Regions from separate parts of the Homo sapiens genome. Here region 1 is linked to region 2. Evidence: read pairs that join two places in POLR2A ChIA-PET (ENCODE). Cell type or tissue: GM12878. All regions are shown on one strand. Links, peaks and the distances in the headings refer to the core of each region. The heading gives the core; the rest is flanking DNA.

The links. Peaks named below come from ENCODE experiments on the same cell type or tissue, not always from the same donor. Only the 100,000 strongest peaks of a DNase experiment are listed, where the experiment ranks them.
Region 1: POLR2A ChIA-PET joins it to region 2 with 5 read pairs; 3 of 35 experiments call an interaction of 5 or more read pairs at or near these places.

What each region holds. Positions count from the first base shown.
Region 1 is chr4:48,809,800-48,817,581 of GRCh38, reverse strand. It overlaps a transcript of OCIAD1 not described here. Among named protein-coding and RNA genes, the nearest start is that of OCIAD1, 17 kb to the left of the region's middle. In GM12878, for the core only: no CTCF peak of the experiment used is centred there; DNase peaks (open chromatin) are centred at 1,878 and 3,428; H3K4me3 peaks cover 1,039 bases; H3K27ac peaks cover 326 bases.
Region 2 is chr4:48,642,836-48,651,331 of GRCh38, reverse strand. All of the region lies in intron 3 of FRYL (FRY like transcription coactivator), which reads left to right. Among named protein-coding and RNA genes, the nearest start is that of FRYL, 130 kb to the left of the region's middle. In GM12878, for the core only: no CTCF peak of the experiment used is centred there; no DNase peak of the experiment used is centred there.

The DNA of each region.
Region 1 (7,782 bases), core at 1,515-6,514, 170 kb before region 2:
CAATTCTGTCTCACTGGTGTTCCAGGCCCCACTGGGGTATGAAAAAATACTTCTGCAGTTAGCTCGGTGTCTGCCCAAACAGCCCCCCAGTTTTGTGCTTGAAACCCAGGGGCCTGGTGGGAATCTCCTGATCTGCAGAGTGCAAAAACCATGGAAAAAGTGTAGTAACCCGGCTGGGTAGCACAGTCCCAGGTGCCACTGGGGGTATGAAAAAATACTTCTACAGCTAGCTCAGTGTCTGCCCAAACAGCCGCCCAGTTTTGTGCTTGAAACCCAGGGCCCCGGTAGGAATCTCCTGATCTGCAGATTGCAAAAACCGTGGAAAAAGTGTAGTAACCCAGCTGGGTAGCACAGTCCCTCATGGCTTCCCTTGGCTAGGGGAGGGAGGTTCCTGGCTCCTTACACTTCCCGGGTGAAGCAACGCCCCACACTGCTTCTGCTTACTCTCCATGAGTTGGACCCACTGCCTAACCAGTCCCAGTGAGATGAACTGGGTGCCTCAGCTGGAAATGCAGAAATCAACCACCTTCTGCGTTGGTCTTGCTGGGAGCTGCAGGCCAGAGCTGTTCCTATTCAGCCATCTTGGCCCCTCTCCCACCCCTTTTTTTGGGGAGGAGGGAGTCTCGCTCTGTCACCCAGGCTGGAGTGCAGTGGCCCAATCTCCACTCACTGCAACCTCCACCTCCCAGATTCAAGCGATTCTCTTCTCTCAGCCTCCCGAGTAGCAGGATCACAGGTGTGTGCCACCATGCCCAGCTAATTTTTGTATTTTTAGTAGAGACAGGGTTTCGCCATGTTGGTCAGGCTGGTCTCAAACTCCTGATCTCGGGTGTTCCTCCTGCCTTGGCCTCCCAAAGTGCTGGGGTTACAGGCGTGAGCCACGGTGCCCTGCCACCGTTTCAAATTTAAGCCTAATAATAAACAGTTAAGAAGTTGTATTTTGAGAAGCAAGCCCAAGTTTTAAAAGATATTATTTCAAAGTTTTATAAAAGTCAATATTTATTCAACAAAAGCCAGTATTTATTATCTTCCTTTTTTTTTTTTTCCTTTTAGACGGACTCTTGCTCTGTTGCCAGGCTGGAGTGCAGTGGCGTGATCTCAGATCACTGCAACCTCCGCCTCCCAGGTTCAAGCGATTCCCCTGCCTCGGCCTCCTGAGTAGCTGGGACTACAGGCATGTGCCACCATGCCCAGCTAATTTTTTGGCCAGGATGGTCTCAATCTCTTGACTATATTTTGTATTTTTAATTGCCATTAGCATATATCAACTAAGCGCTATATAGATGTCCTGATCGCCTCCAGTTTATTCTAATGAACTGCACAAAGATTAGCGTTTTTCTATGTGTGCCATGATATTAAAAAGATTGGGACATATTGGCATAGAATGTCTAAACAGAGAGAGAGCGAGAAATGCACAGGTGGATAAGTCGACATAAATGGGAGAAGGGCTTACCCATCCTGTGTGACTAGCAGGAAGAAGGTAATGAAAGTTATAGAATACAGGCCACTTTATACATTTGTGACAGAAAGACAAAGTAGTTGAAGATATTGGCAAGAGAATGGTTGAAATTATTGGCAATGGAATTGAAGCTAAGTAGGGATGAAAAGAAAACAATCAGATAGGGATAAAATTAAGAGTATCAAAGATCTAGTAGTCAGTATGATGCCAAAGAACAGGTATGTGCGGGATTACCTATGTGGGAGAGCTGAAAGAATATGATGTTGACTAGATGGTGGAATGTAAATATTTCATATTCAATGAATTTATGCCTTGGCCACAAAAAGCTTTGTTGTCATTAAAACAGAGGCGATGGGAAGTGAAAGGGAAAGTCATTTGCGACCCTGGGGTTTCTGAGCTGCTGTCTAGTTCAACAGTTTGATTTCCTCCAAGCCAGTGGAGTAGAGATTTGAGAATTTTACAAGAACTGAGATAGCCCTGTCTACATTATCAGAATCTAGTTCAGTTCATGAGTCACAGAAGTAAATATTTGTTCATATGTCAGATCTACTGTAGTTTTCAGACTTTTATCAAACTGCAGCACTTCTTAAAGATCCTCCAAAAAGCAGGCTTACCAAGAAATGTAAATTCCCTGGCAGGTTTTGCAGGTCATTCCAAAAAAGCATAGTTTCATGCAAATGAAGTTTCAAGACAATTACCTCCCAGCTATTTCTTGCAAATACATTGTCAATCCTGAGTCTTGTCTAGAGAGAAATCTTGCATCTGCCACTGTGTGAATTTCTTCTAGAAATAATTTATTCTTTTCTTTTTTTTGAGATGGAGTCTCACACTGTTCCCCGGGCTGGAGTGTGGCGCGACCTCAGATCACTGCAACCTCCGCCTTCTGGTTTCAAGCAATTCTCCTGCCTCAGTCTCCTGACTAGCTGGGATTACAGGTGCACACCACCACATCCGGGTAATTTTTTGTATTTTTAGTAGAGATGGGGTTTCACTATGTTGGCCAGACTGGTCTCGAACTCCTGACCTCATGATCTGCCCACCTCAGCCTCCCAAAGTGCTGAGATTACAGGCGTGAGCCACTGCACCCAGCCTCTTCTAGAAATGGTTTAAGAGGACTTCACAAATCCTGGACTCCCAGAATGTATCTTAATATATAGACTATTATTTTGAGGCATATTTTGTTCTTGTTTTCCTTTTTTCAGCAGAAGATGAAGAGAAGCATCAATAAAATCATGGAGCCCATGTGTCAGTATGAATATGAACCTAAGAAGAATCTATTAATACCTCTGAGATACTAAATCATATAAAGTTATAAAGTACCTAACACAGCATCCAGGACTTGGTTTGCATGCAGAAAATGTGAGTTCTTTTTTGTTTTTCTTGAAGATTTAAAGTACTAGAAAGGAGTTTGGAAAAGAGAGAGAGAGAGGTAAGCATAAAAGTGATATAGCCTATATTGTTAATTTAGAACCATTCCCGGTAAACTATTGCAAATAATTTGTCTAACTTTGTAATTAAAATTTAAAACAAAAAGTTTATTTTTAAGGGGAAAATAGGGCTTCCAGTGATCATTATTCCAGCTCTAATCGATGCTGTTGTGTAAATTATGTTATTTTTGTTTTTGCCTTAATTCCAGCTCTATCTCCAATATTCTGAGTATTGCATTCAAACACCAATCTGTCTACTTTGTTATAAATATGAAGAGTCAGCTCTCAGTCAAAAGTTAGAGGAGAGTTTTTTCCACGTCTAGGTGACTTTATAATTTCACTATAACAAATATTTGAAAAAAAAAAAAAAAGGCTTTCTGAATAGCCATACTCTGCTTTTCTTTCTTGGACAGTTTCATTTTCAGGCAGAGGCAAGGATTAAAAAAAAAAAAAAAACCCCTCCACAGGAGGTGACCCTTTCTACAGTGCTCCTCATGCTGTCAATCAAACCGAGAACCATCTGTCCCTCTTTAGATTTCAGGAGCCATCTTGCACATCTGCTGTGCCTTTTCTATTGCCACTTATAGAACACACTAAGAGCTGTTAGATGAATTAGGGGAACCAGAGTGCAGCTGCATGTAGCTGGTTTGAATTTTGCAGCTGGGTCCTACACATCAATCTCAGTCTTAAAAAATTTTTTTAATGAGATTAGAACTACAAAATTATTTATTTATTAATAGTAACTTCTAAGAAAGTGGGTCTTAAATTTTTATTCTCTGAAAGTTTAAAACATATATTTTTACAACTCTCACCAAATGTTTAAAATTCAAGCCAACTGTAACATTTAAATAGTTATTCACGAGCTCCTCTTAAGAAAAAGTGTCACATGAAAAAAAGTTTTTAAAACTTTGACATAAGCCAAATACTTTCTGATATAGAAGTAAGTTTGATGCCTGTTATAGAAATGCTAGAAGTTTGCAGGCCACAAAACTAAAATATTAGCAGCTTTAGGCCAGTTTTTGTTTGTTTGTTTCCCCTTTGGGACAGGGTCTCACTCTGTCACCCAGGCTGGAGCACAGTGGATCTGATCCCCAGTTCACTGCAACCTCCACCTCCCCGGCTCAAGTGAGCCTCCCATCTCAGCCTCCCAAGTAGCTGGGACTACAGGCACATGCCACTACGCCCAACTAATTTTTGTATTTTTTGTAGAGACGGGATATCACCATGTTGCCCAGGCTGGCCTCAAACTCTTGAGTTCAGGCGATCCACTCACCTCCGCCTCCCAAGGAGCTGGGATTACAGGCGTGAGCCACCACCCCCAACCAGTTGCTGCAGCATTTTCATATGCCTGTAGGATAACACTTACCACATCACAATTGTTTGTTTACCTGTTTTGCCCACAATACTGATTCTTACAAGTAAAGGGAACCCCCACACCATATCAACAGTATCACGTATACCAGACTCTTTCAAAAATGTTTCATTAAATGAAAAATCATAATATGTAATAGAAAAAGTGTTGCGATATTTCTTGAAAGATGCAATCGGAATTCCACAGGCTCTTAACTTGACATCCATCCCGCATCATGCCAGATAGAGGTCATGACAAGAGCCTGTGGAATTCTTCTGCACCTGTACCCGTATAGTATGTTTTCCTCTATGACACACACAGCTCTTCTGCCTGTGCTCCTATCCAAGACCAGCCCTGTACTTGAGAGGTAGATTCCATCCTCTCTCACCTACTCAAGGTATTCACCTACTCAAGGTACCCACCTCTAGCAGTTCGACCCATTCTGTCTCCCATCCTTGGTTTCTCTTCACTGTAAGAAAATTCCCATCAGCTTATGAACAAGTTATGATTCTCAGCTTTAACAGCAAGAAAAATCCCAAAGCTTTTCTTGACCTCACATTCTCATTTTTTTGCTCTTTTATGGCAAAACTCCTTGAAAGAATTATCTCTACTTCCTGTGTCCAATTCCTCTCTTCCCAGTCTCTCTTGGGCTCACTCCAAACACTTTTACCCTAAGCAAATGTCCTTGTCAAAGTCTCCATGACCTTTGTGTTATTAAATCAATCTTTCAATTCTCTATCCTTGTATTATGCGACCTATTCTAAAGCGTTTGACAGTCAATCACTCCTTTATTCTCTTCTCTTGTTCCAAAATTTGGCCCCCTTTTCTTTTTTCCCTCTATCTAACTGACCACTCTTTTTCAGTTTCCTTTGCTGGTTCTTTCTTGTCTTTCTGATTTCCAAATTTTGGGGTGCACTTTGACTCAGACAGGCCTTGGACATCTCGGTAGCCACTTTCTTGGTAACCTCTGGTGTCAAGGCTTTAAATACCATATCATAAATGCCAAATTTAGTTTTCTTTTTCTTTTCTTTTTTTTTTTTTTTTTTTTTTTTTTTTTTTTTTGAGACCAACTCTCACTCTGTTGCCCAGACTGGAGTGCAGTGGCATGATTTCGGCTCACTGCAACCTCCACCTCCTGGGTTCAAGCTATTCTCCTGCCTCAGCCTCCCAAGTAGCTGGGAATACAGGCATGCATCACCAAGCCTGGCTAATTTTTTTGTATTTTTAGTAGAGATAGGGTTTCACCCTTGGCCAGGCTGGTCTTGAACTCCTGACCTCAATGATCCACCCGCCTCAGCCTCCCAAAGTGCTGGGATTACAGGCATGAGCCACTGTGCCCAGCCCCAAATTTAGTTTTCTAGTATAGACCTCTCTCTGGAACTTCAGACACATATGTCTGCCTACATGTATCTAATTTGCATCTCAAACTTTACATACCTCAAACCAAATTCCTGGTCTTTGACACCACAACAGAAAAAAAAAATGAAACTTTTCTTTTCAGTCTTCCTCATCTTCTTCATCTCATTTGAAAGCTATTCCTCTTTCCATTTCATTTGACTAAAATCTGTGGAGGCATCCTTGACTCTTCTTTCTCTCTCACTCTACATAAAATTTCTTTGTGACTCCTATTGGATTTATCTTCAAAGTATATCCATAATCTGATCCCTTCTCATTATTATTGTTATTATTACTTTGAGACAGGATCTCACTCTGCTACCCAGACTGTAGTGCAGTGGCATGATCTTGGCTCACTGGAACCTCCACCTCCCAGGCTCAGTAATGGTGAATTGTATTATGCAGATATCTGAGAGCAATTACATAGAGCCTAAGATGGGTACCTGCTTGGCATGTTTGAGAAAATGCAAGAGCAGTGCTGCTGGAGTGTAATTAATGAGGAAAAGAATGGTGGAGTATAAGGTCTGGAGGAAAGGAAGAGAAAGACTGCAGGGCCTCCTATGCCATTGTAAAGACTTTGGCTTTTATTGGAGAAATGGGAAGCCATTTGGAGGGTCTGAGCAAAGGAGTGGCTATCTGACTTGGATTTTAACAAGATCACTCTGGCTACTGTGTTAAGAGTAAAGTGAAACAAGACGTGGAGGCCAGTTAGGGGACTTCTGCAATAAGTTAGGCAAGAGATCACGATGATGTGAATCAATGTGGTAGTGGGAGATCTAATGAGAAGGGATCAGGCCAGGTGCAATGGTTCACGCCTGTAATGCCAGCACTTTGGGAGTCCAAGGTGGATGGATGGCCTGAGCTCAAGAGTTTGAGACCAGCCTGGACAACATGACAAAACTCTGTCTCTATTAAAAACACAAAAAATTAGCCAGACATGGTAGTGTGTGCCTGTGGTCCCAACTACTTGTAGGGCTGAGGTGAGAGGATCATGCCACTGCATTCCAGCCTGGGCAACAGAGTGAGACTCCGTCTCAAAAAAAAAAAAAAAAAAAGAAAGAAAGAAAGAAAAAAGAAAATTGCAACTCCTCTCTTCTTTATCTCCCATCCTCAATCACTACCCACTGCAGACATTTCCTATCCCCCTTCTATTTCCTGCCTTTTTTTCCTCCACTTCGGTAGCACTTACTACAGTCTAACCTCTTGTTTTACTTATTCCTTGTCTCTCTCTAGGTAAGCACCATGAGGCAGGATTTTAATTTTTTTCCCTGATGCATCCCTAGTGCCTAGAACAGTGCCTGACGCTCAGGTGCTCAACTAATATTTCCTAAAAGACTAAATAAATAAATAAATTGTAGTCATTGGTGAGTATATATCATATGCCAGGGACAGATAAGAGAATCCCTTGAGCCCACGAAGTTCGAGGTCTGCCTGGACAATGCAGCAAGATCTCATCTCTTTTTTTTTTTTTTTTTTTTTTTGAGATGGAGTCTCACTCTGTCACCCAGGTTGGAGTGCAGTGGTGCGATCTTGGCTCACTGCAAGCTCCACCTCCCGGGTTCACGCCATTCTCCTGCCTCGGCCTCCCGAGTAGCTGGGACTACAGGCACCCGCCACCGCGCCCGGCTAATTTTTTGTGTTTTTAGTAGAGACGGGTTTTCACCGTGTTAGCCAGGATGGTTTCGATCTCCTGACCTCGTGATCCACCCGCCTCGGCCTCCCAAAGTGCTGGGATCTCATCTCTTAAACACACACACACACCGAGTTCCTAAAAAGCTAACGCACTCTGCTCCTAAAAATCTAGATTTTTTTGGCAGAGATAATAATAATATCTAATATTTCGCAAGCACCAGGCACTGTTCTAAGAATGTTACATGTATCATTTCATTTAGTTCTCAAAATAAGAGGTGGATACTATTAAATAATATTTTACAAACAAGGGGACCAAAGCACTGAAATTAAGAAGCACACTCAATGTCACAGAGCTAGTAACCAGTGATACTAGGATTCAAATCCATACGGTCTGATTTTGGAACTCATATAGTTAAGTACTTAAGTCTGCAACATATAATGCAATAAGTCACTACTGTGATTAAAGGGAGCCTAGGTTATTAGAGGAAAACATAGCAGGGCAAACTTTCTGGGAAAGG
Region 2 (8,496 bases), core at 1,984-6,983:
CACACACACACACACACACACACACACACACACACACACACAGTGAGATCCTGAGATCCTGTTTCTACCACTACACACACACACACACACACACACACACACACACACACACACACACGGTGCATGTGGTCCCAGCTACTCAGGAGGCTGAGGTGTGAGAGGATTGCTTGAGCCCAGGAGCCCTGTTCATGCCACTGTACTCCAGCCTGGGTGACAGAAGGAAACACAAAAAATAAGAAGGAATCACATTGAACTACAGGGTCAGTGGAGACTTAAGAGGGAAAGGGATTTTTCTGAGTTTGGTTTTGAATGATAGGATGCTCTCCATGATGGTAGGTAGTACTGATATCCACAGTCTCCCCAAGCCAGAAACCAGAGGTTGGTTACCACGCCTCTTTCACCCCAACCCCTTTCGGTCCTTGACCACAGCTTGCCATTCTGCCTACTCAAATTTCCGTAGTCTCTCCTCTCCACAGCCACTATCCTAGTTCAGGCCTCTCTTCATCATCACCTGGAATATTGCCACAGCTTCCATATTGGTCCTGTTTGCATCTTCCACATTGCTGGTAAGGGTTCCTTTTAAAAGCTGGCTCTTCATGTCCCTCCCTTCCTTACCTCACAGATTTTCTGTCTCCTGTAGGAGGAGGCCTTTCATCATCTAGCCTCTGCTCATTTTGCCTGTTGCCGTTCTCGCCATGCTTTGCCAGTTCTGGAAGCATTCTGTGCCTTCATATTTGCTGCTACCTTTGCCTGAAATGTACCCTCTCATCTCTCTGCCTGCATCGCAATGATTTTTACTCCTCTTTCAAGACCCATTCTTCCTTCAGTCAGCCACATAGTTAATGCTTCATCTGTTCTCTTCTTCACTTTAAACATCATTGCATCATTATACTCATCATCTTGTTCATGTCTTTCTCTGCTACTTGAGTGTAAGCTTCTGGAGGGTATTGGTTGATTGTCTTTTTGTTCTTTGTGTATTTAATGCTTATTTAAGCTCTGGTAAATGTGCAGACAAGTAAGATATTGGGTAGAGCTGCAATAATTTTTGTTGGGATGAGTTTATAATAGAGAAGAAGGTAGAAGCATAAATATATGACCCCTTTTATAATTTGGTTATTAATATTATGCTACTGATGTCTCTCAGGGGAACAATTCCTGAAGTAGGAATGCATAAAATGATTTTTTAGTGATTAAATACATTTTCATAACATTTTATTTAGTGAATTTCTTGGAAAGAACAGAGGAAAACTTGATTTATTAATAGCCTTTATAAAAAAAGAAATGAAAAATTTTTTCCATTAAATAAATTATATATTTCAAATGTTGCCCCTACCCTCCTGAAGAAAAAAGAAAAAGAAAAAAATCTATGGGTTGTGTCTTCGAACATAACTTAAAAGCAGTGTATATTATTATAGTTCATCATTAATTATAATAGTGTTTCTTATTTATAAGATGCATTTGCGTGCTTTGTATTAATGTTAAATGCTACTTTTTATATTAGTCGCTAGAGGCCCTCTGGTTTCAGGGCCTGCTTAGCTGGCAGAATGTTGATGCAGTGCTGCTGAAGTTTGATTATAGTTGAGCTTATTTCTTTCAGTAACAACAATGAAGTGACATTCATATGGCCTAAATTCAGGATTTTGTCTTTGTGCCAACAGTTTTAGGCATTACTTCTTTTAAAAACTGAATCAGGAACATTCTGTTAAACCAGCTGTGTCGTGAGGATGTTATCATTTAAAAGATTGGCTTAGTTCCCTAAAATTGATAAGACAAAGCAAGACTCAGTACTGAGATCTGTTCATGTAATGCTAAGATCACAGATGCATTTGCTGTCCATATAATACCTCTTGTAAGCATATTAATTTATAGAATTTATTTTGCATACATACTTTTATGAGAGCTGGTGTTTCAAAGAATTTAGTTTTTATCACAGACATAAAATAGATTGACCTTCTTAAACCGTAATTTTATAAGTTAAAATGTGAATAAGATATGGTATGTTAAGAAACTGTATTTGCATAGATTACTTGCATTTTTGCACAATGAGAAAAGTTCATAAATTGTTTTTAATACTCAGATTTTTTTTTTGGATTGTAAAAATAGTAAAAGCCAACCCCAAAAAGCACATTATACATTCATCTAAATTTCAGTTAAAATCTGTGTTATTTGATTGAAATAATACCATTTGTTGAAGTATTTATAGGTCTAGTATTGTGGTAAGTACCTATCGTATGTCTTTGCACACGTATCTGTGTATACTCACATTATATGCACATACATTAAATCTCTTGTAACCATCAGCATGAAAATCTCAAGAGGAATATTATTGCTGTTTTTCAAAGTAGCAACTTTATTGTGAGATTCACATACTATAAAATTCATTAAGTATTCAATTTGGTGGGTTTTAGTGTATTCCAAAATTGTACAATTATCACCAGTATCTAATTGCAGAATGTTTTCATTATCTAAAAAAGAAACCTCATACTCATTATTCTACTTTCTGTCACTACGGATTTGTCTATTCTGGACATTTCATATACATGGAATCATACAATGGGTGTTCTTTTGTGACAGGGTTCTTACATTTAACTGTATTTCCAAGGTTCATTTATGTCATAACATGTATTGAATAATGTTCCATTGGATGGATACATCACAATTTGTTTATCCATTCTTCAATTGATAAATTGCTGTTTTATAGAGTAGTAAATTGGGGCTCAGATAAGCAAAAGAACACTAAGAACACTCCCTCACCCCCCAGAAAATCTCACACCCAAACTCTTTAGCTAACTTTCTCTACTCCTTCATATTTTAATTGAAGGCTTCCCTGATCAAGTGATACTTTAGGAAGATCTGAAGGAAGAAATAGTTAACAGTTTGGGAGATAGGTGGGTGGGCAGAAGGGATATCAAGTGCTAGAAGCTGGAGGGAATGGCCGGTTTGGCTGGAGCAGAGAGCTATGGAGAGCATGGTGGGAATGAAGCTGGAAAGTTAAGCAAGGACTAGACCATGTAGAATAGCAAAAACCTTGTTATGGATTTTGGTCTTAATCCTAAAATAAATAGGTAACCATTGATGGGCTTTGCGACAGTGATTGGGGTGATTTCATCAAGTTTCTGTCTTTGGGGTGGTGCCAGGAGACAAGTTAGGATGCTATTGAAAGAGACTATATGTGAGATAAAGGTTGAACAAATGGAAGAAATGTTATTTATTTAGCAAACAAGTATATAATACCTACAACATGTGTAGGTACTCTTCTAAGCACTTTACAAAACATTCATAGTGATGGGAAATATTTAAGAGGTAGGAAAAATAGGTCTTGGGTTAGGTACAGGAGATAACGGAAATTTTTAACTAGCTGTTTGCACAACTAATTTTGTAGGGTCAGTTACATTCTCATTGACATCAGTTTCAGAAATGTATCTGTTGAGAGTTAATGTTGGTCATAGTGGAAAAGAATCACCTATTGCTTATTGTCAGAATACTCTTATCATCCCTCAGATAAATTTGTCTGCTTTGAGAAGTGGATCCTAAGAAAGCCAACTCATTGTACTATTAAGTAAACAACGTGAATTTTTCATGATGGTCCCTGAAAAGTGGGATTTCTAGCTCCAGGTGTCATTGGATTTAGAGTCATGGGCCTGCTGTATCTTTTTTTTGTTTGTTTGTTTAATTCTAACTTCTTAAGCTAGGTTCACCTCATTTGAGAAAGGAGACATTTCATTTTTGAGACTAAACAGTTAGTGTTGTGAGAAGTACAGCTGATTATCGGACTCATTAAGTATTTGGGTTTCACAATTTGCTTTAAAATTTTATTGATAAATATTAAATACATAGTTTACTAATAAGATTCAAAATCAAGAAAATCCAACATAGATGGTCAAAATATTCATAGGTGACTGAGAGTATCCAAATGGGCCAGGTGACTGAGAATACGCAAACAGGCCAGAATAATATCTGTGTTAAATTTGACCCTCTATTTTATTAACATATCTGTCATGACCTTTCTCTGTACCTGCTGTAGTACTCATGTATAGACTCAGTCTTATAGCAGGCCCTGGGTCCTATCCTGTGCTAAGATGGGGAGTTTGGGACATCCCTAGTTCATTAGTTCAAGTGACTTACCATCAGCCCAACCTCACTACAAATTTGGATCTGCCTTTGTTCTTCAGTTGTAGTATCTCGGCTACCCATTCTTGTGTCAAAGCCTCCATCTGTAATTATTGGTATCTCTTCTTTCCTGAGCCTTTCCTTATCAAACTTTGGTATTCCATTTCCTTCAAATGTGGAACCCTGCTCTGATCTTGAAGAGAATGAAGTTCTGCTGGCATACCTTTTTGTTGATTAAACCCACCTCCCTAGCCGTGTGTCTATATATTTCCTGTTCATAGACTTTGCATTATTCAACTGTTTGCCAGGATAACATCTGCTGTTCTCCTGGACCTCCCTGGTGCTTTTTACCTGTTATCATATTCTCTAGGTACCATCTTCTGCCTCCATAATTAGATGCCGTATGACCTCCAACAATGCTGGTATTCAGTCATTAGGCATCCTGGCTGTAGCTCTTCTGATAGCCCCTCTGTACTGACTGCTTAATATTTTAAATATGATACCTGACAGCTGTCTTGCCTATTGTAGGCATAGCCTGTGCCAGAGTCTCAAATCACTGGGTTCTGGCCTATTCCACTACTGGTCAAACTCTTAGTCTTCTTTTCTGGAAGTAACTGTTTGCAGTTGCATTGTCACATTGATAAGACAAGTTTGCTAGCCTTTTGCAGGATGAGAATGGGTCATGTCTTTTTGGTTATTCTTCCTAGTCTGTTGATGTGTGATACCACAGGACATTGCCTGTTTGATGGCATTTTTGACGATTTTAGATCTATTAGTTGGTTTTCATTAAGCATGCTATTTTCCAATTTTTAAAATTTTGCTAAATGATTAAAGTTTTAAGGGTTTTTACAGAAAGATAATTAAAGAGAAATTCATTTGAATAGGGAAGGCTGTCGAAGAGAATTTCCAAATTGTCAGACCTGTTCTTCCCAGAAGGTAATGACTTGTAAATGTCATAGAAAATCTTGTGAATTGTTTTATAAGCTGTATTTTCAGTTACATTATTGATATATGATACAGAAAGTAGTTAGTCAAGGCATTCATAAAAAATGAGGAATGAATTATTAATATCCATTATCATGCAATATAGTAACGATATAACAAATACAGACTTACATTTGATACATTAAGTCGATCCTTTTTTCTTTAAAATAAGCTTTACATGATTTTGGAACAATATCTGAATGAGTAAATTTTATTATAGGGAGACTATATGGAAGAAAATAAGAAGATGATTCCAGTAACATAGCCTTAGTAATATCGTTGAAGATAAGGTTAGTAGTGTGTTTTTACGTAGAGTGCAAGGGCATTGTATTGCCATGATTTGAAGTGTAGGGCTTTTGTATGGTTGGAATAGAACTACTTGATGGCTATTATTTGTGGTATTATAATTACAGGTTTCCTTATTTATGGTGCTTTTGAAACTTTTTAATGATCACAATCAACTTTAAGTAAAATTATTGTATAGAGCCAACTGTTCCATTTTAGAAGAATAGGGTAAGGCAATAGTTCACAACCCTGGCTGCATATTAGAATCAGCCTGGGGAGCTTTCAAAAACATACACATACCTGGGCCCCATTCCAAAGATTTTGATTCTGACTTAAGGTATGGCCAGAGATGGCCAGCAAAGTTCAGGGTCAAGTCAGAAAGCTTAGCATTGTCAGAATGCTGAGAGTATATATGAAATCTTTTCTGGGAGTGGAATCATCATAAAGAATATGACAGACAAATTCTTATATGTTTGCCAATTTACTAATTTACAGTGAGAAATATGCCAAGTGGATATTAATGCTGGAGTTGGCAGCCCATCCTTTGCCATTTTTGTGGGATAAGCTCATACAAAGCTGAATTATTATCAGAAGGTTGCACAGAGAGCCTGAAGATCGAAGAAATTTATGCCCTGTTCTAGGGGCCAGAATATTTATCTTTTGTAAGAACACCTTCTCCACAGCGCTGTACTTAACTGGGCATTACCTTTTTATCAGCGCTGTGTTAAGTGTTTCATTTCCCTGTACCTTACCTGCAGTAGGTGATATATGCATTCTTTTTAGTATTTGCCAGTCTGATATATATATATATATATATATATATATATAAAATGAAAGCTCACTGCTGGTTTAATTTACATTTTCTGGGTACACTGTTTGAACATTTTTTCATATGCCTGTTGGCTTTTTAGACTTGCTGTTATGTTGAATTGCTTATGTATATCTTTTGGCACCTTTTCTTTATTGTGTTGTCTTTTTCTTATTATTTTGTAAGAGCTCTTTGAATGTTTTATATTTTCTATCATCTACATTATAAATATTTCTCCAACTTTGTCTTGTTTATGGTATCATTTCTCCTAAATATTTTAAATTTGTATTTGGTTAAATGCATTTATCTTTAAAAAATATATAATTTTGGGTTTGCTCTCTAGGCTACAGGTCTTTTCACCCCTTGATTATATAAGAAGATTCCCAATTTCTTCTAAGGTTTTGAAAAATGAATTTTTAACTTCATGTCCATCTGGACATTGGTTTTTGTTTGTTTGTTTGTTTGTTTTATCCAGTCAGGTTTGGAATCTGATGGACTTTGGTTTTTGAGTATAGTATATTTATTTTTTCTTTAGATGAATGGCCAGCTGTTTCAACATTTTTACTAGATAATCTTTTTCCTTCTAATTTTGCCCATGTGAATTCTTACCCTGGAATGCAGGGGGTACTTTTTTTTTTTTTTTTTTTACAATTATCTGATTTATCTACACTTATGTCTACTGAGTTGATTATTGTTATATTATGTTCTGATATAATCATATTATGTTCTGATATATGTCTTGATTATAGTTATGTTCTGATTATAGTTAATTTCAAATAATATTCTTTGTATTTTTTAAAGTAATTTTTTTGGCTTTTCTTGAGTGTTTATTCTTCCATGTATACTGTAATATAGATCTATCCAATAAACCTAGACAAAACAGTCTCAAAATTTTAGTGGGCTGGCCAGGCGCGGTGGCTCATGCCTGTAATCCCAGCACTTTGGGAGGCTGAGGCAGGCAGATCACCTGAGGTCGGGAGTTCGAGATCAGCCTGACCAACACGGGGAAACCCTATCTCTACTAAAAATACAAAATTAGCCAGCATGGTGGCGCATGCCTGTAATCCCAGCTACTTGGGAGGCTGAGGCAGAAGAATCGCTTGATCCTGGGAGGCAGAGGTTGCAGTGAGCCGAGATCGTGCTATTGCACTCCAGCCTGGACAATAAGAGCGCAACTCCATGTCAAAAAAAAAAAATTTTAGTTGGAGCTGTGCTAATTAATATATTAATTTTATGAAAATTGACACTTATGATAAATCCTTCCATCTATGACTATGTCTTTCCACATGTTCAGATCTTCTTTTATATCTTCTTTTATATTAGGAAGCGCTTGTCCTTTCCTCTGTATGAAGTCCTATGCTTTTCTTATTAAATTTATTTCTACCAATTTTATTTTTGCGAATAGAAGGTCTTTTAAAATCATTTTCTATTTCTAGGTGATTGTTGCTAGTTAATAAAGTTTCGTATCTTTTTTAATATTTGTAACGATTTAATTTTTTAATATTATTGCATTTACTTATCATCTCCAGGATGGTGTTGAATAGCAAGGCAAAAATCAGCACTTCAGTTTCTGTTTTTAATCGAAATAGGTTTGTTTTGCAGCCTATATTATTTGCTGCTGATGTTTGTTAAATATTTTATTTGTTTTCTTTGTCTCTGGCTGCTGGATACCTTTAGGTATACAGTTATATTACTTTGTTTGCTACTTGAGTGTAGGTCAGACTGCTACCGTCTTTTAAGAAGTAATCCCAAGAGTGATGGAAGGGAAAGCAGCCTAAGTTAGCAGCAGTTAACAGCCTGTTAAGATAGTAGGAGGGAGCCCCTTTCCTTCTTGTCTTTTCTCATCATCTCACCCTCTAAGCTACAGAGGACTCAGCCCATCTATTTCAATTCTGCTCAGCTTCATAGCAGTCAGAGAAAAGGGCTACACATCTCTATGTAGTTGTCAACCTCCCCCAGTCCCTGGGTCCAGGTATGTTTGCTGGATGAGGTCCTGCAGGATTCTGGTGTTTACAGGACTATTTTGTGTTGATTCGCAGGTCCATTTCCAGCTAGAGGAGAAAAGTCAGCCACAATAGCTTTTTCACTGGCAGTGAATATTTATATCAGGGGAAGAGTGGAGAACAAAAATGAAAACAACATTCTTGTTGCTTCTTACACATACTCATGGTAGCAATATAATTCAGCTTGTTCATTTGCTAGAAGGGAAGCAAAAGAGGTTAAATTTGACCAAGATTATAACCATCATGAGTAGCCAAGTCAAGTCTGGAGCCCTTGTCTTCTGGCTCCCAGGTCCATGCACATTTTTA